Linked DNA regions of Homo sapiens: regions 1, 2, 3 and 4 are each linked to region 5. A link is a loop called in an ENCODE intact Hi-C map of the cell type or tissue named here. Cell type or tissue: heart right ventricle. All regions are shown on one strand. Region 1 has its middle 160 kb from the start of HS3ST2. Region 2 overlaps COG7 (component of oligomeric golgi complex 7). Region 3 has its middle 140 kb from the start of HS3ST2. Region 4 has its middle 7.6 kb from the start of SCNN1G. Region 5 overlaps HS3ST2 (heparan sulfate-glucosamine 3-sulfotransferase 2).

Evidence for each region. A loop is a pair of places that touch in the nucleus more often than their neighbours do. Peaks named below come from ENCODE experiments on the same cell type or tissue, not always from the same donor. Only the 100,000 strongest peaks of a DNase experiment are listed, where the experiment ranks them.
Region 1: a loop joins it to region 5, with 8 times the contacts of the local background. A loop is called at or near these places in 21 of 110 quality-filtered maps.
Region 2: it touches region 5 in a loop (18-fold over the local background); 42 of 110 quality-filtered maps call a loop at or near these places.
Region 3: it touches region 5 in a loop (6-fold over the local background); 36 of 110 quality-filtered maps call a loop at or near these places.
Region 4: a loop joins it to region 5, with 4 times the contacts of the local background. A loop is called at or near these places in 6 of 110 quality-filtered maps.

Annotation. Positions count from the first base shown.
Region 1 is chr16:22,975,014-22,980,013 of GRCh38, reverse strand. No RefSeq gene overlaps it. Among named protein-coding and RNA genes, the nearest start is that of HS3ST2, 160 kb to the right of the region's middle. RefSeq lists a silencer at 3,063-3,243. In heart right ventricle, CTCF peaks have their summits at 2,380 and 2,600 (motif pointing right); no DNase peak of the experiment used is centred here; H3K27me3 peaks cover 723 bases.
Region 2 is chr16:23,432,542-23,437,541 of GRCh38, reverse strand. It overlaps COG7 (component of oligomeric golgi complex 7), which reads left to right. Exons shown (of 17, transcript NM_153603.4): 5 at 2,824-2,906; 6 at 3,875-3,997. Among named protein-coding and RNA genes, the nearest start is that of COG7, 18 kb to the left of the region's middle. In heart right ventricle, CTCF peaks have their summits at 1,698, 1,902 (motif pointing right) and 3,035 (motif pointing right); DNase peaks (open chromatin) are centred at 1,951 and 2,951.
Region 3 is chr16:22,946,961-22,951,960 of GRCh38, reverse strand. No RefSeq gene overlaps it. Among named protein-coding and RNA genes, the nearest start is that of HS3ST2, 140 kb to the right of the region's middle. RefSeq lists an enhancer at 2,896-2,945. In heart right ventricle, a CTCF peak has its summit at 2,980 (motif pointing right); a DNase peak (open chromatin) is centred at 3,010; H3K4me3 peaks cover 987 bases; H3K27me3 peaks cover 2,906 bases.
Region 4 is chr16:23,172,596-23,177,595 of GRCh38, reverse strand. No RefSeq gene overlaps it. Among named protein-coding and RNA genes, the nearest start is that of SCNN1G, 7.6 kb to the left of the region's middle. RefSeq lists an enhancer at 4,867-5,000. In heart right ventricle, no CTCF peak of the experiment used is centred here; no DNase peak of the experiment used is centred here; H3K27me3 peaks cover 2,148 bases.
Region 5 is chr16:22,895,978-22,900,977 of GRCh38, reverse strand. All of the region lies in intron 1 of HS3ST2 (heparan sulfate-glucosamine 3-sulfotransferase 2), which reads right to left. Among named protein-coding and RNA genes, the nearest start is that of HS3ST2, 84 kb to the right of the region's middle. In heart right ventricle, a CTCF peak has its summit at 1,974 (motif pointing left); a DNase peak (open chromatin) is centred at 1,967; H3K27ac peaks cover 579 bases; H3K27me3 peaks cover 2,280 bases.

The DNA of each region.
Region 1 (5,000 bases), 79 kb before region 5:
CCTGACTCACCCCAGACACAATGGCCTCCTTATTGCTCCTGGAACAACCCACAGTCTCATCTCAGGGCTTTGCACTTGCTCTTTCCTCTACCTGGAATGTTCTTCTCCCAAATATCCATATGTTTGGCTCCTTTGCCACTTCCAGGTCTGTATCCAAATGTCACCTTCTCATTTCCCTGGTTTTTTTCTTCCTTAGCACCTATCACTAACACACTATGTGTTTTCATTATTTATCTGATTTGTTGTCCATCTCTGCTTTGAAATTCAGGTCCAGGGATGATGGATGTTTGTCTGTTTTGTTCTCAGCTGGATCTCTAGCAGCTAGAACAGTTCCTGGCTCATAGTAGGTGATTATTATATATTTATTGAAAGAAAGAAATGAATGAATTTCTGTTTTCTTCTTCGTGGGTATAGTCCCCTCTATCTGTCTTAATAAAGAAACTGGGAGGAAGAGAAAGGGTGGAGAGAGGCACCATTCACATGGCATGGCTCTCCCTGTCTGTTTTTTGGATGGTGGGAAAAAATAAGATATCCTCAAACTCAACTCATCCTAACAGCACTCTTTCTCTTTGCAGAAAGAATATCTTGCTCTTGATGATGGCTTCTGCTTGGGGAGAAGTAAGAAACAGGGTGAGGATAGTGGAAGAGAAGGGGAGCCTCAAGTGACCTTGTTAGAAACCAGCACAGGGGACTTTTGTAGACTGATGAGTGGCTTACAGTGAGTAGATGATGCCACCTTACTGTGGTTTGGGTTTTTCTGGGCAGGACAGGGGCAGTTTCCAGGGCTCTTATGGAAGGGCAAGAGCATCTCTAGCTGGCCACATTGTGAAGTGGAGAAGAGCAGCTCTTATCCATGCTAGGGAAGACCAGCTGGCTTCAGCCATGAGAATGGCACACAGTCAAATTCGGGTCTACCCATGAGCTAAATAGTTGGGTCCAGAAACCGGCCACCTTAACCAAGCTAGTGGTCAAACAGTAAGCCAAGTAACCATTGTTATGGATGGAATGTTTTCATACCCCCCAAAATTAATATGTTGAAACTCTAACCTCCAGTGTGATGGTATTTGAACATGGTTAAATACCATGTCTCCCAAGCTTCAGGAGGTGATTAGGGTTAGATTAGGTCATGAGAGTGGAGCCCTCATGGTGAGATTAGGGTTCTTATTAAAAGAGGAAGGCACACAATAATAATTTAACTTTGCATTTTAAAATAACTAAAAGAGTATAATTGGATTGTTTGTAATCACAAAGGATACATGTTTGAGGGGATGAATACCCCATTTTCCATGCTGTGATTATTAATACCTAGTATGTGATAGCGCAACAGGGTGACTATAGTCAAAATAATTTAACTGCACGTTTAAAAATAACCATGAGTATAATTGGATTGTTTGTAACAAAAAGGATAAATGCTCAAGGGGATGGATTCCCCATTTTCTGTTATGTGATTATTGCACATTGCATGCCTATCCCAAAACATCTCATGTACCCCATAAATATATACAGCTGCTATGTACCCACAAAAATGAAAAAAATTTAAAAGACACAGAAGATATCTCCCCCTCACCTTCCTTCTGCCCCTTCTTATTCCACTTCCTTGCCTCCATCTCTCCATCTCTCCATTCTCTCCTTCCCCCTCCCTCCCCTCCCACTTCCTCCCTTGTCCCTCTGTCTCCTTGCACTCACCAAGGAAAGACCCTGTAAGGTCATAACCAGGAAGAGAGCCTTCACCAAGAACCCAACATGCTGGCACCCTAATCTCAGACTTCCAGCTTCAAGAACTTTGTTGTTTAAGCCACCCAGTCTATGGTGCTCTGTGATAGCAGCCTCAATGACTGAGACAACCAAGAAGCAAACCCAGGTGCCAGGAAGTTCATTCCAGACTCCAAGGTCAAGAGGAGAATTCCCAAACAAGCTGAAAAGCCAGGGTGTTCATGGAGAATGGAGTGCAATGGCAGAGAGTGGTCCGGGGATGAACTTGGGGACAACTCCTAAGCTCATGGAGGGGCCAGTCACTTCCTGAATTTGACTTCCACAGTCAAATCAGACCTCTGTACCCACCACTCATGGGGGGCTGTATTTTTGCCATTCTTTTTTTTTATTATTATACTTTAAGTTTTAGGGTACATGTGCACAACGTGCAGGTTTGTTACATATGTATACATGTGCCATGTTGGTGTGCTGCACCCATTAACTCATCATTTAGCATTAAGTATATCTCCTAATGCTATCCCTCCCCCTCCCCCCACCCCACAACAGTCCCCGGTGTGTGATGTTTCCCTTCCTGTGTCCATGTGTTCTCATTGTTCAATTCCCACCTATGAGTGAGAACATGCGGTGTTTGGTTTTTTATCCTTGCGATAGTTTGCTGAGAATGATGGTTTTCTCTTATGCCCTGCAAAGCCTGGAGTTACTTACTCTCTTAATGCCACTAGGTGGTGACTCTGCTTCAAGGAGTCAAAACCCCAAGGTTATTGATTGGGAGCTAGGCACTTGATAAGCAACGCTGTTACATGCATTATCTCATTTAAACTTCACGGCAACTCTAAGGAGTAAGTGCTATTATTATCCCTACTTTACAGATGACAAAAAGCTGAGGCTTAGCACATTTTAAGAGCTTTGCCTAATGCTATTCTCCAATAGGTGGCTCTCTCAACACACTGCTTTCTGAGTCAGTTTGAGACAGGCAGAAACTGAAGACCATTTTAAAGCTGGACAGTGGTGGTGCTCTCAGATGAGCACATATGTTGAAAAAAAATCATTAATGTTATTTAACGTTCACTTATGGAGCCCTTCCTATGTCTCAAGTGCCAGAATAATGGTTTACAAACACAGTGTAATTTAACCCTCAAAACAACCCTATAGATCAGGCACTGTTGTTACTCTCATTGTGTAGATGAGTTTGTTGACACGTAGAGAGGCTAAGTAAATTGCTGCATAGGTGTGTCTTAGTAGGTGACAGCCCAAAAGCCAAGAGCAAAGTGCTTCAGAGAGCTTTGCCCTGGATTCTAAGTGGGAACTGAGGATCTCTAGGTCTTTGGCCTCTGGCTGGGATCTCAGGAAGGGAGACACTAACCCAACAGAATCCCCAACCCCCTACAAGCAAAAAGCAGTCAGAATTTTGACCCGTCTCAGCTCTGGCCATAAGTGAGGGACGTTGGACAAACAGCTTCCACTGGAGTATAGGGCTCGGTTTTTTCTTCCACAAAAGGCGAGGTTGGACTCTCTCTATATAAAGAAAGACTCCAAATTAGATGCTCGCAGGGCCAAGCGGGTAACAAAAATGAGTGATGTGGATCAGGCAGGGACGGTGGCAAACTGGTGAGCACATGCTGCATTTTAAGGGGCTGTTCTGGCCAATTGCAGTCATGTAGGAATGTAGTCTACTATTGCTAGGTCTTTGATCTTCCAGAAGAATCTGAAAATTCAATCTCCTTTTAAAAAATGTTGGTGGCCGGGCGTGGTGGCTCATGCCTGTAATCCCAGCACTTTGGGAGGCTGAGGCAGGAGGATCATGAGGTCAGGAGATTGAAACCATCCTGGCTGACATGGTGAAACCCCATCTCTACTAATATAAAAAATAAGCCGGGTGTGGTGGCATGCACCTATAGTCTCAACTACTCGGGATACTGAGGCAGGAGAATCGCTTGAACCCGGGAGGCATAAATTGCAGTGAGCCGAGATCGTGCCACTGCACTACAGCCTGGGCGACAGAGTGAGACTCTGTCTCCAAAAAAAAAAAAAGTGTTGGCAATGGATTTAAACCTTAAAAACCATAAAACTATCTAATTAAAAAAAATGCACAGTCATGAGCTGAATTTGGCTGACAAATCCCTGTTTTCTGTACTTGAAGATGCCTTCAGTTCCCTCCAGTTCTGAGTTCTTTCATTCCATAAACTTTATGAGCCATGGTGCTGGCCAAGTCGAATTGAGGAAGGAGAAGATATTGGGAAGAAACAAGAACCGTCTCACCCTCCTTGGAGTTCCAAGGAGGTCACCATGGGATTCTTTCCCTTAGAGCACTTCTCCTAGATCAGTTTTCATACTTTGGTCAGTTTCAGAATCACCTGGGAACTTGGTAAGATAAACAAGGCCCAGGCGCATCCTCTTTTATCAAGTCAGGACCTCTGTGTACTTGGTGAGTTCTCCAGATGATTCTGACATAGCCCAAAGTGTGGGAACCCTTGTCCTACATCTATGATTCTCAGCACCGGCTGCACATAAGAATCAACCGGAGAGCTTTTACGACCACTGATGTGTAAGTCCTACCCAGGACCAATTAATCAGGCCCAGAGGATTCTAATGTGCACCCAGGGTTGAGACCCACTGACTTGATCAATGCTCCTGGTTAATGCTTTTTACACTTTGGTGTGCTGGAGGATCACCTGGGGGTTCTTGTTAAAAATCAGTAAGTCTGGGGAGGGGACTGAGATTCTACATTTCAATGCTGCTGCTGTTGTTCTGGGAATCACATTTTGAGCAGCAAGGGTCTGGGAGAGTGTTTTCCAAATTTTCCATATGATAAGAGAATCACTTGTTTTTATCAAATATATAAATTCAGTTGTAATTTTTAAAAGACCACCTAAATGAGAACAAGCAAAGGATATTTATTTGGGGCTTGCTCCAGCAAGGGAGTCAGCCATCCTCACTTTTGTTTGGTAGAGGCTCAAAGGTAGGCAGAGGAGTGGGGAGGCTGTAGAGGCGGGAAGCAGGGGAGACTTCAGGTGTGCCCTGAGTGGAGGCTGCTGGCCAGAGGAAGCTAGAGGCAAGTTAACTAGGGGCAGGAAATCCTATGTGATTTGTTAGGGGGCATGTTTGACTTTCTCTGGTTGGTCTTAAATTGGAAGCAAGGCCAAGAATTAAGGAAATTGGGCCAGGTGCAGTGGCTCGAGCTTGAGTTCTCAACACTTTGGGAGGCTGAGGTGGGAGGATCGCTTGAGCCCAGGAGTTTGAGGCCAGAATGGGCAACATAGTAAGACTCCCATCTTTACAAAAAATAA
Region 2 (5,000 bases), 540 kb before region 5:
TAATTCCCTCTCTTCCTCATTTGTTAATTCTTTATTTTGAGTCTTTTCTTCATTCACAGAATTCTAAGGCTGGAGCTGGGGGGTTGGAAAGTTACCATCTAGGAGCTTTGTTCCTCACATTCTCTTGTGAATTTGTGGCTACTACAGAGCTCACTTTTCTGGTTGGGGTTACATCCAGTTCTGTGGGGTTGGGGGAGTGGGAGTGGGGATGGAGAGGTGGTGGCTCCATGCATTTAAGCTTTTTTGTTTGTTTCCTTCTGAGTGAGCTGGCTTCTGGGAGCTGGTGTTGGATTTGAGTGATGCCTGGTGGTTCAGCATCATGGGTTTGGTTTTGGAGATAAGCAGTTTTTGACAGCTTTTGTGCACAAATTTGAATCAGGCTTGACTCTAGGCAGGACATGGATTCAGAAGGCGAAAATGGCGCTTTTGAGCTCCATAGGCTGCCTCCTCTGCTGGGCCGCAGTGGAAACAGCCCTCCCTCCCATGCCTGGCCCAAGCCCCCTTGGCCCCCAGTCTTTGGCCCTTTGTACTGTTCTGCACCACCCTTAGCGCCCAGACTTTTACCAGCTTCCCCACCCATTGTGGCCCAAAGTGATTAGATATCTAGTTGGGATTCTCTGAAATATGTAGTACAGATATTTTCCTGGCTTCAACGCAGATAAAACAATGTTTTCTTTTGGTGATTAATCTTAATTTTGGCAAGCATCAGGAAGGGTTCCCCCGCCCCACAGGTAATGTGCTGTTTATAATCAGCCATGTTTCCTGGAAGGCTGAGGTAGTTCTTTATCTAACAGTTTTTACTTTTTATTTTTTTTGAGACAGAGTCTACACTCTGTTGCCCAGGCTGGACTGCAGTGGTGTGATCTCGGCTCACAGCAACCTCCAGCTCTTGGGTTCAAGCGCCTCAGCTTCTGGAGTAGCTGGGATTACAGGCATGCACCACCACGCCTGGTTAATTTTTTATATTTTTAGTAGAGACGGGGTTTCACCATATTGGCCAGGCTGGTCTCGAGCTCCTGACCCCAGATGATCCACCCACTTCAGCCTCCCAAAGTACTGGGATTATAGTCATGAGCCACCTCACCCGGCCTAGCTAACAGTTTTTAAAGGGAATTCTCTGATAAATTTGTTCATCCCCAACATGTTCCCCTTTTCCATCTCCTAAAATGACAATGTGAGTATAGCCAAGTATACATGCCCAGTTCATTTTATATAACCAATGAATTCAGCTGATACACTGAAGCAACTTTTTATAGAATTATTTTAATTAATTTTTTTGCTTCTCACTGGTCAAACCCAATTTATAGAATTTTGTTTTTTGAGCTAGAATCTTGCTCTGTCACTCAGGCTGAAGTGCAGTGATGTGATCACAGTTCACTGCAGCCTTGTCCTCCCAGGCTCAAGTGATACTCCCAGCTCAGCCTCCTGGGGTTTACAGGTGCACATCATGCCCAGCTAATTTTTTCTATTTTTTGTAGAGGGGTCCTGTGTTGCCTAGGACATTTTTGAACTCCTGGGCTCAAACAGTCCTCCCACCTCAGCCTCCCAAAATGCTGGGATTACAGGTGTGAGCCACCACACCTGGCCTATGGAATAATTTTAAATGTAACAGGAAGATTCACTTATTTAAGTGTTCTTATGAAAATAATAAGCATTTTAAAGGCAAATATTCGTTTTCTAACTCATGGATTTCTGCCCATTAAGTCAAGTTCCACTGGCAGGTCTCCAGCGCTTAGCTGGGTGTCCCACAGCGGTTGCTGTTACAACATTTCCTTCTCAGCAGTTTATTGGGCTTCCCAGAAGTGAAGGGGAACAGAGCAAATATAAGAAGTTTGGAGACCTGTTAGCTCAAGGCTTTTTTTTCCCTTCTTTTGATATAGTTCTAAGGCTGTGGCATGTACATTTTGGCCAGAAGGGGGCGGACAGGAGCCAGAGGTGGCGCTGCTGTGCACACTATTCAGAGACTGCACTGAAACCCACCTTCCTGTCTGTCCAGCGGTGAGCCTGGAAGCAAGTGCTTTGCCCAGTCATTTCCTCTGCCCTTAGGGAAATATGTCAGAAACTACTTGATATTAAGCCCATAACTTGGGTCTTAGAATCCATTGTTATGTGTGGAATGCTAATAGTTACCAAATTATTTGATTTTATGTTTTGTTTTTTTGTTTTGCTTTGTTTTAGAGGGAGTCTTGCTCTGTTGGCCAGGCTGGAGTGCAGTGGCGCGATCTTGGCTCACTGCAACCTCTGCCTCCCGGGTTCAACCAATTCTCCTCCCTCAGCCTCCCAAGGAGCTGGGATTACAGGTGTGCACCACCACGCTCAGCTAATTTTTGTTTTTCTTTTAGTAGAGATGGGGTTTTGCCATGTTGGCCAGGCTGGTCTCGAACTCCTGACCTCAGGTGATCCGCCTGCCTTAGCCTCCCAAAGTGCTGGGATTACAGGCATGAGCTACCGCGACCAGCCCAAATTATTTACTTATTCCTCAAACCACCAGATATGTTGACATATAGCAGTTCAGTGTGTTTGCTTTTTTAAAGTTCCCATCTGGTATAATCGAAGTAGGAATTTTGAAAGACATAAATAACCTCTCAGTATCATGTTAAAATATGAATTCTGTGAGGAACAGTGGGGAATACCTTGCAGTATCTGGTTTTCACGTCATGCTTATTTTTCAAATTTATGATCCTCATGCATGAGTTAATTCAGTATCTAGGCAGGAACTTGTGAATACTAGCTTCCATATATCCACCTTCATCCTGGTGAGTTTTTTCTCATGTCTACACCAGAAAGGCTGGTAACAGTATATATACATTGTATGTTCTTTAGATCAGTCCAAAGTGTTTGTGAAGGTGTTTACTGAAATTGACCGGATGCCCCAGCTCCTGGCCTACTACTACAAGTGTCACAAGGTAAGAAGCTGTGCGCGATGACAGTTGTGCAGTTGTGGAATGCTCATAACTCTGGGTCACAGAATCGCAGGTTCATAATTCAGAAGGTAAGAACATTTGTCTCCTTGCCCTCTGGCTGTTTTTCTCTTAGTTAGCCAGTAGGGGGTGCTCTTGGTCTAGCATATGGATTTGTTTAATTGCCAGTTGGAAAAAGTTATCCGTTTTCATTCTCTTTTCTGTTTACAGCTGGATTCATTATAGACTTGAAACGTTGTTTTAATTTATTCTCATTTTTGTCTTTTAAGGGAGATTTATGTCTTAAGCTTTATTACACCCTCAGAAGGCAGTAAGAATTTCTCTTTTTTTCTTTAGAGATAGGGTTTCACTATTTTGCCCAGCCTGGAGTGCGGTGACTATTCACAGATCCGATCATGGTGCACTACAGCCTTGAACTCCTGGGCTCAAGTGATCCTCCCGTCTCAGCCTTGTGAGGAGTTGGGACTACAGGCGCGTGCCACTCCACCTGGCTTGGAATTTTATGTTTTCTAGGTTTGCTGAAGTTAGATTGCCAAAAAACTTGACAGCTTCCTGAACTGACCTTAATTCCTTCAAGTCCAGTGCTCTGTGTCTTTTAAGCAGTGATGTTAGGACATGAAGCTTAAACATACATGTCTGCCCGCTCTTGCCCCAACATCTATTCAGAAGAGTGATGGTGTGCCAAGTGGTTGCACATTACATGTTTTTAGGGCAGGATAAATGGAGAGGGGATCACATCCGCAGGGTGACAGATTAAAGCTGTGAATCAGTGCAGATAACTGCAAATGTTTTTTTTTTTTTCCTGCCTTTCTTTGAAGTGAATGGACCTCACTGGGCTGCCCAGTGAGCCCATTGAGCAATCCGTGATTACGCTGGGTAGCAGGGCAGGGCAGTGTTCACAGGCAACCTATGTTGACGTACCCAATAAGGTTCCCTTTGTTCTGTCTCTGCAGGTGCAGCTTTTAGCAGCCTGGCAAGAGCTGTGTCAAAGTGACCTATCCCTGGACCGGCAGCTTACCGGACTCTATGATGCCTTGCTTGGTGCTTGGCACACACAAATCCAGTGGGCTACACAGGTAACAGCTCATTTTTGTTCTAGGGAGAACAGAGTCTGTGGTGACAAGGGAACGGGTGACTGCCTCGGGAGTGGCCACCCTCAACTGCAGAGCACAGCTCAAAGAACTTCCCCGTTTGTTGCTGTCATTCAAGGGGTTAAAAAATAACCAGTTAGGCCGGGTGCGGTGGCTCACACTTGTAATCACCACACTTTGGAAGGTCGAAGTGGGCGGATCGTTTGAGCCTAGGAGTTCGAGACCAGCCTGGCCAACACGGTGAAACCCCAACTCTACAAAAAATGCAAAAGTTAGCCAGGTGTGGTGGCACAATTACTAAGGAGACCGAGGCAGGAAGATTGCTTACGTCCAGGAGGTTGAGGCCACAGTGACTATGGTCGCACCACTACACTTCAGCTTGGACAACAGAGCAAGCAAGACTGTCTCAAACAAACAAACAACAAAAGAAAAAACGATAACCAGTTAAATGGTTTAAGTTTAAAAGATAAGCTTAGAAATCCACGTCAGTGAAATCTTTAGGTCTCCACTGAAACTCTTCTTACCACTCTTATCTATAACTTAAATAGGACCTAATGTGACAATGCCGCCTGTTGTCCAGCAAGGGAGCCTGTGGAATTCCTGAAGGCCATTTTCTTCCCATCTAAAAGCAGGAGGCCCCTCGTCAGGTGGTGTTCGAATGAACAGGAATGTTTTTATCTTTACTTCAGGTAAAATTTACCTACCTGAAGTGAGTCTCCCTTGTTCTCATGATACACCAAGAAGTAGGGGAAGAGATAATTTTAAAGGTACCCCCTGACTAGGAGTGAGGAGAGACAGAGGAACTTTGTTTCAAGTGGCAACTATCCATCATTTACTTTCCTCAAGTCTCTAGGCATTTCCAGCCATAAAGGTTTTAAACCGTTGTTCTCTTGCCTTGAGACAGGAGGCACAGTAGAACCTCTTGTAAGCAGGGGAAGAGCCTGTCTTACTTTGCAGTAATGACTTACTGGGCCTGTTTCTAGTGTGG
Region 3 (5,000 bases), 51 kb before region 5:
AGCCAGTAGTATGACTAAGCAATTGACTTCATTGTCCCTCCCCTGAGCCTCAGTTTCCCTATCTGTAAAATGAGGATGATCAAAATTCACATGGCTGTATTAGAAATGAATGAGCTCGATGTATACAAAGTGACACAGAACTGGCAGATAGGGAATGCTTAAGGAGTGGTAGCCTTGTTGATGTTACACAAACTTCCCTAGCATGAGGAAGCAGGGCCATGAACAGAGGTTGCTTTTGTGGAGAAAAGTGTGACAGTAGAGAAAAGGAGAGAGAAAAGGAAAGATGGTGGCCAGGATGAAAAAAAGAGTTGTTTGTTTAATTCTGGAAACTTAAGTATGCCCATTGGCAGGGGGAGGATGAAAAAAATATTGAAGACTCAAGAGAGATGGGACAATAGGTGGAAGTCAGTCTTGGAAAACAGGACAGAGAAGTTAGACTCAAAGGAAAAGAGGAGATGCTTCTCCTGGAGTGGAGACGAGGTCTGGAAGGAGAGCAGGAAGATGCTCAAGAATCTGGTTGCAGAGAGGAGGAAGTTGGGGTATCTCTGTTGCAGGGGCCCCTTGGTCTCTATTAGGAGAAGGAGGCTTATGAGGCAGCTGGAGATGGTTGGGGCAAGGTTGGCAAAGTGTGAGCAGCTCTGGACTGAGTCCTTCCCTCGGGTCCTGCTCCAGGGGACAATGGGTGCTGATAGACCAATGGCAATGGGCAGAAACATCCTCTCCTTTCCTGGCCTTTAGAGCGACTGCCTTCAACATCCTCCTCCGCCCTCGAAAAAAGAAGTCATATGATTTTGTAACAGTGACAGAAATCTGACGTAGCTGGCTCCATCTTGCTTCTAACCTCACAAGAGAACTGCCTTTGCTCAATCCTGCACATAGGCCAAGCTAACTATGGGACAAATGTTGTTTCTAATTTAATTTCAAAGCAAGGATGAGAGTGGCCCCTTCCCAAAACTAAAACCCAAGGAGATGAGGATGTACATACAAACAACAATGTTGAATTAAATATTTATAGGGGCATCGTGATCTGACCAAGGACAAAGAAGTTCTGCAACCTCCTCGGACTCCTGCTGATGCCCAGATGTCTGTGGTCACCAGTTCCCACTGAGCTCAACCCCACCTTGTTCCCCCTTCCCCAATATAAAAAGAAGCTTCAGATTCATGCCTTTTTTATTTTTATTTTTTTATTTTTTTGAGACGGAGTCTCGCTCTGTCACCAGGCTCAAGTCCAGTGGCGATCTTGGCTCACTGCAACCTCTGACTCCCTGGTTCAAGCGATTCTCCTGCCTCAGCCTCCTAAGTAGCTGAGAGTACAGGTGCGTGCCACCATGCCCAGCTAATTTTGTATTTTTAGTAGAGACGGGGTTTCACCGTGTTTGCCAGGATCGTCTCGATCTCCTGACCTCATGATCCGCCTGCCTCAGCCTCCCAAAGTGCTGGGATTACAGGCGTGAGCCACCGTGCCCAGCCCAGATTCATGCCTTTTAAGGCAGCTTCTTAGGACATTGGTCTGCCGTCTTCTCAGCTTGCTGGCTTTCCAAAATACAGTCGCTTTCCTTGCTCTGACTACTTGTCTCTCAACTTACTGGCTGTTACGCAGTGAGCGGTCCAAGTCTGGACTCAGTTACAAGTTCCAAACTGAGAAGCATGCATTTGTTGGTCCAGGCTTCCTAGGAACCTAAAGGCAGCCAAGCGGTCTCTCTGTTCCCAGAGTTCTCCAGTGAGAAGGAGAAGCTGGTCTAGTGTCCTATCACCACACATTTAATGATTTGCCATTTGCCATTTGCTCAAAAAAGGCCAAATGAGCTAACCTGACTTGCAAGACCCATTATGAGCTGCTCTCCTCCCCCACCACTTCTTACCACTCTTCCTCTCTCCAGAGGGGGCTCAGGTTTTCCTGTGTAGAAGGCAGGCTGTTTTGAGGTTACCATGAGCTATGACTGCACCCTTGCCTCAAACTATACTTGCATTATGCTTTGCATAAGGCTGAGACAACCTCGATTGGCCATCTCAAATAATGGAGGCAGTGAGATGACAGAAAACATGGAAGCCACTCATTGGCATCTCTTACTTTGTGTGTCAGTCACGTGGAACTTGGCTTGGTTCCTCTTATAACTGAGGACTGAGAGTCTGTGCTGTGTCTGTGCTCACCCTGGGGTCTTCATCCATGCTGTTTCTTCTGCCTGGAACATATTTCTCTTCCTTCCTTCCTTCCTCCCTCCCTTCCTTCCTTCTCTCCCTCCCTCCCTCCCTTCCTTCCTTCTGTCCTTCTTTCCTTCCTTCCTTCCTTCCTTCCCCTCTTTCCCCTCCTTCCCCTCCTTCCTTCCTTCCTTCTTTCCTTTTCTTTCTTTTGACAGGGTCTTGCTCTGTCACCTAGGCTGGAGTGCAGTGGTACAATCATAGCTCACTGTAGCCTCCAACTCCTGGGCTCAAGTGATCCTCCCACTTCAGCCTCCTGAATAACTAGGACCACAGATGTGAGCCACTATGCTTGGCTAATTTTTTAAAAATTTGTTTTGTAGAGGCAGGATCTTACTGTGTCACCCAGTCTGGTCTGGAACTTCTGGCATCAAGTCATCCTCCCGCCTTGGCCTCTGAAAGTGCTGGGATTACAGGCGTGAGCCACTGTGCCTGGCCCTGGTACACACTTCTTGACCATACTTTGCCTGGATAACTTCTACTCATCCTTCAGATCTTAACTGAAAAGACTGCTCCTCCAGGCAGCCCTCCTTCCTTCTCTCCCTTTTCACTATCAGTTGATCCTGTATTATGGTAGTTTGTCTGTCTCCTGTGCTAGACTATAGACATCTTTTGTACCCCAGCATCCTGCCCAGTTCCGTGCTCCTGGCTCAGAACAGAAATTAATAAATGTCTGTGGAATGACACGTCAAATGAATGAATGAATGAATGAATGAACGAACGAACGAAGGAAGGAATGAACGAACTCCATGTGGCTCCAAAGAAACAGTGAGCAACTCAACCTGTAGGTGGCGCAGTTGAACAGGCGACCAGAGTGGGAAGGGCTTATGGCCAAGGATCTGTCACCTTTGTTGCTGTTAAGCCACGTGGCGCATGATCCCTGTGCAGTTGGCTTTTGAGGCTGAAATCGTGACTTTATCTTTATCAAACTGTGGGTGCTGTGGAGTCACCCGGGATTACCTTAAAACCATTGGTTCTGGAGTTGAACTATTCGAGTTTAAATCCAGGTTTTTGCTCCTTCCTGCTGAGAAACCTCCGGAAAGTCATTTAACTTCCCAGAGCCTCAGTTTTGCCCTCTGAGAAATGGGCACGATAGTAACAGTACCTGCTCCCTCACAGAGCTGCTATTAATACAAAGATCGAAAGGGGAGTGAGTCGCTCAGGCATGCCTGGCCCAAAGCAGGGGTGCAGGCAGCTTAGGGATGACGAGTGTCGGCAGGTCTCTGTGGCGTCTTCCTCCCCATCCTGCGCCATGGGGCGCGCGTGCAGGCTGCGCTCTGCCCGCCAGTCCTGGCATAGCCTCTCCTGAATGCGCGGAGCGGGGTGCAGCCGAGGTTTCTGGGATTTCGAGCCTACTGGGGAGTCGCAAGGAGGCTCCAGAGCTTGCGGACCCATGGCTGCTCCTCTGATTGTGAAAGCAGCGCTGCGGCTCACAAAGTGGCCCTTTCAGTGGTTTTTGCAGCAGCAGAAAAGCGCCTGCAGGCGGCCGGGTTCCTCTACGGTGACCTCCGAGCTGGTGGTAAATTGCATCTCTCGACAGAGGTGGCTGAGGGAAGCGCCGGGATCAATCCTCACCCGGGGAGGACAGGACTGGAGTGCTGGACCTGCACGACCCTGAGTGCAGTGCGGTCGGGGTGGAGGGTCCGCTGGGGATCGGCCATGCCAAAAGGCATGCTCTGGAAGCCAGGCCACGACAAGTCCTCCCAGTCCCGCGGAATGCTGGGGAAGGAGGAGACTCCACCTGGAGCCCCCAGATCCTAGGAACTCTTGGGGTGGTTGGAAGTGTTTGGAGGATGGGCTCAGAAAAGTGGAACTTGGATTCTGGAGCTGAAAGGGGCTGCAACTCCAACCAGAAGCAGCCCTCATTATCCCGTTTCTGCTGAAGGTCCAGACAGGGGTTGGTGTCACATTAGGGGGTGCTGTCATAATAACATGAGAGCTGCCAGCATCAGCCCTGCACCCAACACACTTAGGGGTGATTCAAGCTTTGCCTCTTACTAACTGTGACTTTAGGAAAATTATTTCCTTGGGCCTCAGTTTCCTCATCCGCAAAATGGAATTATAAAGTAGCTTCCTCGAGTTGTTGTTGCTGTTACAGGATTGGCACACACAGTTTGCTGCCGATCCTAAGCCATGCAGAGGACTAATCGATCCACACAATCGTTCCCGCTAAGCCTAGATAGACTCAATGTGGTGCTCCACACTCTGATCAATTAGTGCACAGCATGAAACCTTCAGGGCATCACTGGCCTTGGGCCTTGCCAAATCATGGGCATCAAACTTCATTACAATTAGATGTTTTTAGCCTCTTTTAAGAATGAAGAATCTGCAATTGCACATCACTGTGGTTCAAATTTCATTGCACTAGAGAAGTGTGTGTTGGCCAATATATAAATGTACATATCTTCTCAGCATTATTTAGAAGATGACAATGTGTCTGGGGATATTTCATCTGCAGAATCTAATAAACTCAACATCATTAGATATTTACATAAAACAAATGAAAATGTTGATGTATCATTTACCTGTTAGGACGTATTATGTAATAGCTCATCAGGTTGGGAAAATTAGATGAGATAATGTATGTAAATCACTTAGCATGGAGCCTGGCACATGACATTTGCTCAATAAAGGTTAACTAGAGTAATATTAAGACATAGTGAAGTTGAAATATTGATATGGTTTGGCTGTGTCCCCACCCAAATCTCATATTGAATTGTAGCTCCCATAATTCCCACCTGTTGTGGGAGGGACCCAGTGGGAGATAATTGAATCGTGGGGGCAGTTTTCCCCATACAGTT
Region 4 (5,000 bases), 280 kb before region 5:
CAGGCTGGAGTGCAGTGGCGTGATCTCAGTTCACTGCAATCTCTGCCTCTTGGGTTCAAGTAATTATCGTGCTTCAGCCTCCTGAGTAGCTGGGATTATAGGCATGCTCCAACATGTCAGGCTATTTCTTTTGTATTTTTAGTAGAGACGGGGTTTCATTGTGTTGGCTAGGCTGGTCTCGAACTCCTGACTTCAAGTGATCCACCTACTTCAGCCTCCCAAAGTGCTGGGACTACAGGTGTGAGTCACCGCGCCCAACCAGCTATCTCAATAAGACCCAAAGTTTACCAAATTATCTTCATAGGACCTAAGGCTAATATGAGTCAGGTGTGGGGTCAAAGGGACTCACATTTCCAGGATCACATTTATATTATGTAGTCGGATGGGAGGGTTCTAAGAAGCAATCAACAAGGTCTTCCTTGTTGAAGACAAGGAAAGTCTTTCTTGCTGGGCTGATGAGGGTGGTGGCATGGTAGAAGACCATTCTTATTTATTAATTGGACTCTAATTCAATGACCTGGATACTATTTCTGTGTATAGTCTTAGCTTAAGCCAATAGCATCAGTTGTTGAAATAGAGAAATATAAGCTTGGTTACATTAATTTTCTAGGACCCTTTTTCCCCAAAGGGTACACATATGTTTCTGGCAAAAGTTAGTACCATTTTTCTAGTGTAAGAGACTTTTTTTTTTTTTGAGACAGGGTTTCACTGCTGCCACCCAGGCTGGAGCGCAGTGGCACAGTGTCGACTCACTGCAGCCTCCACCCACTGGGTTCAAGCTATTCTCCTGCCTCAGCCTCCCAAGTAGCTGGGACTACAGGCACATGCCACTGTGCCTGGCTAACTTTTGTATTTTTTGTAGAGATGGGATTTTGCCATGTTGCCCAGACTGGTCTCGAACTCCTGAGCTCAAGTGATCCGCCTGCCTTGGCCTTTCAGAGTGAAAAAACATTCTTTTACTAATTAGACTTTTTTATGGGTCAAGAGAATGCACAGATTACCCATGGTGATGGGGGCTTATTGAAAGCACAACTTCCCAGCTGTGTCGGAGGGGCTTTTATTGCCCTATACCCCATCGATTTGGCCCTTGTAAATTCCACATTTTATCATGCATCACTCAAAACATTCTGCATCCAGCACTTATTTCTAATTCAGGTAAAACTCTATATATTGCAGATATCAGAATCAAACAACCGTGAACTAGCTTAGGCTAAAGAATGAAACAAATTAGCTCATGTATAAGGGAGTCTGGCTTCAGGCTCAGCTTACACTTGAATTCAAAAGATGTCAACAGGTCCTGGTTTTTCTGCCTTTGAGTCTTGGTTCTAATTCATCAGTGTTCACACCATTCTCTGTCCAGTGTTGTTGCAAGATGGCTGCACTAGCTCTAGCTTCTACATATACATAATGCTGAGTCCAGAAGGACTGATAGCTTAAGCACATATTGTAGGACAATCTTGATTGAGCTTTATTGCCTTGTTTGAGGCATGTTTCAACTTCTTTTTTTACTTATTAGAGATGAGGTCTTATTCTGTTGCCCAGGCTGGAGGGCAGTTGTGTAATCATAGTTCACTGCAGCCTTGAATTTCTGGGCTTAAGCCTTCTGAGTAGCTGGGATTAAAGGTGCAAGTCACCATGCCTGGCTGTTTCAACTTCCAGTTGAACACCATGATTAGAAGAATGGGATGCATTGATTGGCTTAGGCTTGGATTATATGCTCTGTCTCTGGGTAGATTCAGCTTCACTCAAAACACAAGGGCTGAGAATGGGGAAGAAGTGGTTCTTTCCAAGCAAAATCAGAATAAATTCTGGGTTGCAAAAACATCTCATATTGCATAATTTCTCTACTGTTGCCTTCTTTGGCACTTGCAACTGATAATTGTCTCAGTGAAACACTCTCTTCTCTTGGCTTCTCCAATGCATTGCTTTCCCTGAAATTCTATTTATACTCCTTTGGAACATTTGTTTTTGTTTTTGTTTTGAGACAGAATCTCACTCTGTCACCCAGGGTGGAGTGCAGTGGTGCGATCTCAGCTCACCTCCCAGGTTCAAGTGATTCTCCTGCCTCAACCTCCTGAGTAGGTGGGATTACAGTCATGTGCCACCACGCCCGGCTAATTTTTTTGTATATATTTTAGTAGAGACGGGGTTTCACTATGTTTGTCGGGCTGGTCTCGAACTCCTGACCTCGTGATCCGCCCACCTCGGCCTCCCAAAGTGCTGCTCCCAAAGGGCTGCGTGAGCCACCACGCCCAGCGTTGGAACGTTTTTGCAATACCTCTGTAGAGTTTCTGGTCCTTAGAGGATCACTGCTGGGGTTCAGGGTCTCAGGAGGCTAGTCACAAGAGATAGCAGGAGATCTCAAAACTTCCATAGAGTCAGAGGAGATATAAAGATATATAAAGTGGCTTAGAAAACTTGGTTAAGCTGCTACTAAGGCTTAGGCATCTGTGGCACAGGGTTGGCTAAATGTGGGATCCAGAGGAGATAAGTAATCTTGCTCCCAAGTTTGACTCTTTCCAGGATTCCTACAAATCTAGAATGATGTCCCTCAGTTCTTGTGGATGTTATCTTGCCCCACCAAGATGGGATTAATGCTCTCTCTTCATGCATTCTTAATGACTTAGTCTTTTGGGGCAACCTACTGTCTTTGACCTTTGGGGAGTAGGAACCAGGGTCCTCAGATTCAGTTGTGTGGATTTCAATTTTTTTGATGCTGCTTCTCTTGAGAGAAGCTGGCTTTAGATATCAGCACTGCGGACAGCAGCCATAGTTTCTCCTTTTATGCAGGAGGTCTCCAGTGGAAGCCTCATCGCCCATGACATGCAATTCACAATTTTGGAATGAATAGATGAAGGAGTGAAAGGGGCATTCTCCAGCCAGTCTATTCAGTCTGTGTGGATGAGAGATATCATGGTCAGATTACCTTTAGAACTGGACATGTACAATCAATTCTTGCTATTTGGGCTAGCTATGTTCTATAAAGCTGCCACAAACACTGAATTAGTGAATACTGAACCATTGCTTCTAGAAGAAATATAGAGTTCGGTTCCCGAGAGCCTCTGGTCACAACGTTGTCATTAACTGATCGATACGTAACTTTGTTTTATGTGTGTTCTTGTTTAAAGTCACCTTGTTTAATATATAGTTGATTCAATAACATTGAAATAATGGCCAACAGCACTATATAACTCATGCCTGAATAAAGCTTACCTAACACATATATTTTTTCAGTAAGGCACATACAGCCTTCCTGTGCTTAGGAATATTAGATAGCACTTCAGCGCTAGGGAGCAAACTCACCAACAAAACAAAAATGTGAAAATTGTGGCAGCCTATATAGGCTGCAAAAAAGGACATGAGTTTACAGTATAAGAGCTGAAACAAGAGGGTAGAGTGTTGCCTTATTTGACCTCAGCTGGGAACAAGCACAGTGGGTGACTAAAATTTTTGCTGCTTGGCACATGTCCCTAAAGGCATTGCAAGTATTGATTTTAGGGTTACAAATAAATTCTAGTGAAATATGAAATCCATGAATAATGAGAATTGACTGGGTTTTTTTTTAGTTTTCTTTAAGCCCGTGGGTTTGTTCTTCATCTTTTGGATTTTTCTCCAAGTCTCAGAACACAAAAGATACTCAGAGGTTATGGAAGATGATGTCCTTACAATGGCCCATAAGGCCCTACATGATTTCATTCACTCTCCCTTTTCTTGAGTCTGAGAGTGTAGAGTTAGGTTATTGATTTGAGATCTTTCTTCTTTTTTAATGTAGGTGTTCACAGCTGTAAATTTCTCCCTAATAACTGCTTAAGCTACATCCTCTAATTTTTATATGTTGTGTCATTTTTACTCACCTCAAAATATTTTCTAATTTCTCTGTTGGTTTATTTTTTAATTTTTTAATTTTTTTTTTTTTGAGACAGAGTCTTGCACTGTCACCCAGGCTGGAGTGCAATGATGCAATCTCTGTTCACTGCAACTTCCATCTCCCAGGTTCAAGCAATTCTACCTCAGCCTCCCAAGTAGCTGGGATTACAGGCTTCTGCCAACACGCTCTACTGATTTTTTGTATTTTTAGTAGAGATGGGATTTCACTATGTTGGCCAGGCTGGTCTTGAACTCCTGACCTCATGATCTGCCCTCCTCAGCCTCCCAAAGTGCTGGGATTACAGGCATGAGCCACCATGCCCAGCCGGTGGTTTCTTTTTTGATCCAATATTTATTTGGGAGTGTCTTAATTGTCACATATTTGTGAATTTCCCAAATTTCTTTCTGTCACTGATTTACAATTCCACTAAATTGTGCTTAGAGTACAACGGCCCCCAAGTGTAGTGCGAAGTGCTATCTAGTATTCCTAAGCACAGCAAGACTGTATGTGCCTTACTGAGAAAGGCATATGTTAGACAGGCTTTATTAAGGCATGAATTATAGTAATGTTGGCCATGATGTCAATGTTATTGCATCAACTACATATTAAATAAGGTGACTTTAAACAGAAACACACATAAAGCAAAGTTACATATTGATCAGTTGATGAAAATGTTGTGACCAGAGGCTCTCGGAAACCTAACTCTGTATTTTGTCTAGAAGCAATGGTTGACCTTCTCCCCATTTTAACCTGAGCTGCCTAATGCACAGTGGGGCTGGGGAGGGGCTGGGGGAAGCAGGGCTGAATCTTGGATCCTGGGGAAAGTTAAAGATGCAGAAGTGATGTCAGCTCTCTGTAGCGCAGTTCCCTTCCTGGTCCTTGCCACACAGCACCTTCTACAGAGACTAGCTCTGTGGGTGGCGGGGGCCCCCACAGGCCCCACTGCTTCCCCTCCCCGCTGCCCGTGCTGCTTCTCTGTGCCTGCTGTTGGAGCTCTGATGAAGGAGTAGCTGGCTGCCTTGTGAGCTGGAGGGGGCTGGGGCATCTGCCTGGGTCTTTGCGGAGAGCTGCTTATGGGTGTGGTCTGTCCAGGCATGTTGTTTCAAAGGCGGTGGACGTGAGCAAAAGCATC
Region 5 (5,000 bases):
CTATCCCTTCACCTGCTCCTGCGACAGTCCTGTATATCTCCTTTTCTTCCCAGCCAGAGTTCTTGGAATAAAGCTGCATGGCTTCATTTCCTCACCTCACATTCATCCTCCTCTTGCTCCATCTCCTCCCACCCCATCGTCTTCTGAAGCGGTACTCTCCGAACACAACCCTAAATGCCAACTCCATCTCGAATCTTGGTCATGTTTCACTTTTCTGTGGCCTCTGAAGCACTTGCCCACTCCCTGCTTGTTGAAACTTGTTTTTCTTCCTTTGGGAACACATTCTTTCTTCCTCCCCGCCCCTGCCCCCCACTGACCATTCTTTCTCCATACACACTTCAGTTATTTCTCCTCAACTTACCACTTCTCATGTCTCAGTTAATGGCCCCACCATTCACCAGTTGTCCAAGCAACACCCATGTCTAATCTATAACCAAATTCAATTGGTGACCTCTCACTCACTCCCTTCTGACGTCTGTCCCAGCCAGCTCAGGACCCACCACAGCTCTCTTCACTCATGATCAGAACTGTGGGGAGCAGCCCAGTGCCTGTCTCTAGCTAGGCTCTACTTTCTAGCTTCCAGCCTGAGTCAGCTTGCTCTCGTGAGATGTTCCCCAGTGACATTAGCATCCAGGAAACAAAATGGCACATGGGGACAGTGATGGTACCAAGTGGAGGCCAAAGGGATCTTTATCCCCCTCTAGTCTCCATTAGTCAATCAGAGTGAATGCATGCCACGAAACAGCATGCATGGCAACTCCCAGACAAGCTTTCTATCCTTCCTCTGATGGGGCCACTCCTACCCCTTCCCCCATATAGAAATTTTGGAGCCACCACCTCCAGAGAGAATGACAGATCATCCCTGAGTACCTGCAGGAGACCCTCAAAAAGGGCCAGGGACCTGTGCAAGAAGCTTCCTGAGGCAACACTGGGTGCCAGGAGCACCTGAGTGCCCTCTCTCTATACTCAGCAGGGCAGAGCACTGCTGGAGAACACCTGAAATCAAAGGCTGGTTCCACTCCAGATATCTGATTGCCAACACAAAGGGGGCTGATATGGTTTGGCTGTGTCCCCACCCAAATATCAAATTGTAGCTCCCGTAATTCCTATGTGTCATGGGAGGGACCTGGTGGGAGGTAATTAAATCATGAGGGTGGGTTTTTCCCATGCTGTTCTCATGGTAGTGAATAAGTCTCATGAGACATGATGGTTTTATAAAGGGGAATTCCCCTGCACATGCTCTCTCTCTTGCCTGTTGCCATGTAAGACGTGTTTTTGCTCTTCCTTCACCTTTCGCCATGATTCTGAGGCCTCCTCAGCCACGCTGAACTGTGAGTCTATTAAACCTCTTTCCTTTACAGATTACCCAGTCTTGGGTATGTCTTTATTAGTAGCATGAGAACAGACTAATTCAGGGGCCTTTAGCACACAGCACAATTCCACCATGTGTCTCTGGACAACTGGCTTTCTAGCTCTGCATGACTATTTCAGACCGTTCCCTTTCTCTGCAAATGACCAAACCCTGCCCTTTCTTGCCACTCTTAGTAGGTGACCTTGCATCCCATTCCACAGAGAATATAGAAACCATTAGAATGTAGTGCTCTCAATATCCTGCTACTAAGCACATAACGTTTTCTATTCTGCCCAGCACTAGGCTGAGTATGGAGCCGGTCAACCCAGCCGTTTCCTGACGCCAGCTTCCCTGCTCTGAAACCTCCTCCACCTCCCAGTTTCCTGCCTGAATTGTCCACGGAGTCCCCACCCTCCACCATCTGCACCCTCATCCTTTCCCACCAGATCTGAATGTTTCCCAGGCAAACTCCTCAGCCAACAACTGCATGAGTCAGTGAGTTTATTTTGTTTGTTAACACCAAGCTTTACAACTTCACACTTCAGTCTCCCGGGGGTATTAATGGTTTTGCAGGGATGAGTTCCGCAAGCCTGCCCCACTTCTTGCAGCATAGCAGCGCCCCCTAGTGGGTAGTTGGAGGTGATCCAATTGCAGTGGTTGGAGCCAACACCTGTTGCCTCCTTGGAGGAAATTAACCAATGATAGGAATGCTTTCCATCTGACTCCCGAATGTTGTTGTCGTACCAGGATACATTAAGCTCCATGATTGCAAGGGGTGAGCAGGAGTTGGTTTTCTCATCATAGAGGGAGCAAGGGCCATGCACTGGGAAGTCAGCTGCCTACATATAATTCATGTCTCAGATGTGCCTAAAACCACATGGGTAGTTGTTGGGTCACTAATACTCCTGCAGGTTCAAAGCCTGCCTAAACTATACACATGTGAGTTCTTTTCTAGGCTTTGGTATAGAATGGTCCAGCTCTGCATGTCAGTTCTGGAAGGCATTTGCAAAACCCAGCAAGATGAACTAGCAGACACTCTTGAATCCCCCAGTCCTTTCCCTTTCTGTCTCTAGGGCTGTGCTGTTCTTTCTGCCTGGATCACTTTACCCTGGCTCTTCCTGTGGCTCAATCCTTCTCATGCTCAGGTCTCAGTTAGAATATCACCACTTTCAAATGTCAGTCTCTGAAGTGGCTTATTTCCTCATCACTCTAAGCACCATCTGTAATTATCTTGCCTCTCTGTTTATCTATTGCCTTTCCCCTCAGGTTAGACTGTGGACCCCATCAGGAAGGCACAGTGTCACTCTCTGAAGTGGTTTATTTGGCTTATTTCCTCATCATTCTAAGCACAACCTGTAATTATCTTGCATATCTGTTTATTGCCTTCCCCCTAGTTAGTCTGTGAACCCCATCAGGAAGGCACAGTGTCTTGCTTGCTGGCTGTGGTATCTTCAGTCCTTGTCACTGTGCCATGCCATCATAGGCAGGCAAAAGAGAATGAATCATACCCACCAAATATTGTGCTTGTTAAATGAATAAGATGGGAAGGAATCAAAGCCTAAATCAAGAAGACGTGAGCTCCTGGAGGAAATGCAGTAGCCCGAGATCTTTAGAAAGAATTTCCCAAAGTGTGTTTACTTATCGTCTTTGTGGCTCACAAGTGATTCACGGATGAAATTTACATTTTTTACAGTTACATTTTTACATGCCTTGTGGTAGGCATAGCTATATGAGCTTTTACATGTATTATCTCATATAAATACCACAGAATATCATCAAGGAGCTATTACTATTAACTTTATAGCCTTATTTTAACCTTATTATAATTTGAGGGAATTAGGCAGAGAAGTAACCCGCCCAAAGACCCAAGGTACTGAATAGCGAAGCTAAGATACAAATTCAAGTGTTTTGACTCTAGTACCTGTCCCCGTAAACTCCAGGCTACGAGTCTCATTAAAGTTAGGCAAGGCAAAGATGCTTATTTTAATGTATTTTAGAAAATTGGAACCAGGTCATCACTTTTACTTAACCAACTTCATCGTTTAGGATGAAGCTTAAACACATAGTGAAGGTAGAAAATGTAAATTGATCTAAACACAAATATTAAGAAAATAATAGTCTAAGTCCTTGAATATGGTAAAAAGTTGGTCCTTCAATTACTAAAGTTTGGGAGCCTCTGACTCAAAACAATATTGGTGCAGCCAAAGGGAATCCAAACCAGAGTAATATGGGCATGTACTTACTCAGCAAATATTTGCTGAGCACCCACTCTTCACCAGCCATCTTGCTAAGTGCTGAAGTCACGGCTATAAATAACATAGATGTAGTACTTGCTGCCCTCATGGGGCCTCTGGTTTGGTGGAGGAGATAATGGGCAAAATAAAAAAAAATAATTACAACTTGTGATAAAGGAAAAGAAAGAGAATAAGTGTAATGAGGAAATTAAGTGATCAGAGAAAACCTGGGGGACATTTGAGCAGAAGGACAAGAGTTGAGCATAGGCTTAGGCAAAAAGACAAGGCTAGCGTGGTGGCACACGCCTGTAATCCCAGAACTTTGGGAGGGCTAGGTGACTGGATTGCTTGAGCTCAGGAGTTTGAGACCAGCCTGGGCAACATGGTGAAACCGTGTCCCTACAAAAAAATACAAAAATTAGCCAGGCATGGTGGTATATACCTGTAGTCTCAGCTACTTGATGGGGCTGAGGTGGGAGGATCACTTGAGCCCAGGAAGTCAAGGCTGCAGTGAGCTGAGATTGCGCCGTTGCACTCCAGTGCCTGGGCAACAAAGCAAGACTCTGTCTCAATTAACAAAAGAAAAAAAGAAAGAAGAGAAAAGAAAGAAAACAAAAGAAAGAAAGAGAAAAGACAGTAAGATGACATGAAAACACAGTTAAGACCAGAAAAATCAAGGTATGGGTGAAGTAAGCTAGTACCAAAAAGAATAAAAAAGAAACACAACTACGCTGACAGCAGTAAAGAGCAGAATTAGCGATGTCAAAAATAAACATTAGAACAAACCGGAGCCTGATCTTACGCTTCTAAAATAAAATTCACAACATTGAGCTGATGAGAGAGAAAGTAGAATGGAAGACAGAGTGGTTATAGGCAACTTGTAGTTTGCTGATGTTATTGAAGAAGAAACCCAGAACAAATTGGACAGAGCTATAGGCAAAGATTTCATTAAAGAGACCTTCCCAGAGATATAAGATGGCTATGTGGGGTACATTAAAAGGTCAGCCTAGTCTGAACGAAATAAAACCCACATCCGAGAGCTAACGTGCCTGTGAAGGCAAAAGAAAAGTTTTATGGCATGCAACATCTTGAAAAGCATTAGATCCTGCTCTTCAAAAAATCCCTTGAAAAGAAAAACAACATTCTGAGTGATGGTGTGGAAAAGCTCAAGAATGGAAAAGTTGTATATAAAAGGACAGTGATGGGGTTAAACAAACACTAACCCCAAATAAATAATACATGTAGCTTCTAATGTCAACATTATGCTTTTAAAAAAGATAGAGACAGGCATGGTGGAGTGCACCTCTTGTCCCAGCTACTTGGAAGGCTGAGGCAGGAGGATTGCTTGAGCCCAGGATTTTGAGTCCAGTCTAGGCAACATAGTAAGACCCTTTCTCTCTTAAAAAAAAAAAAGA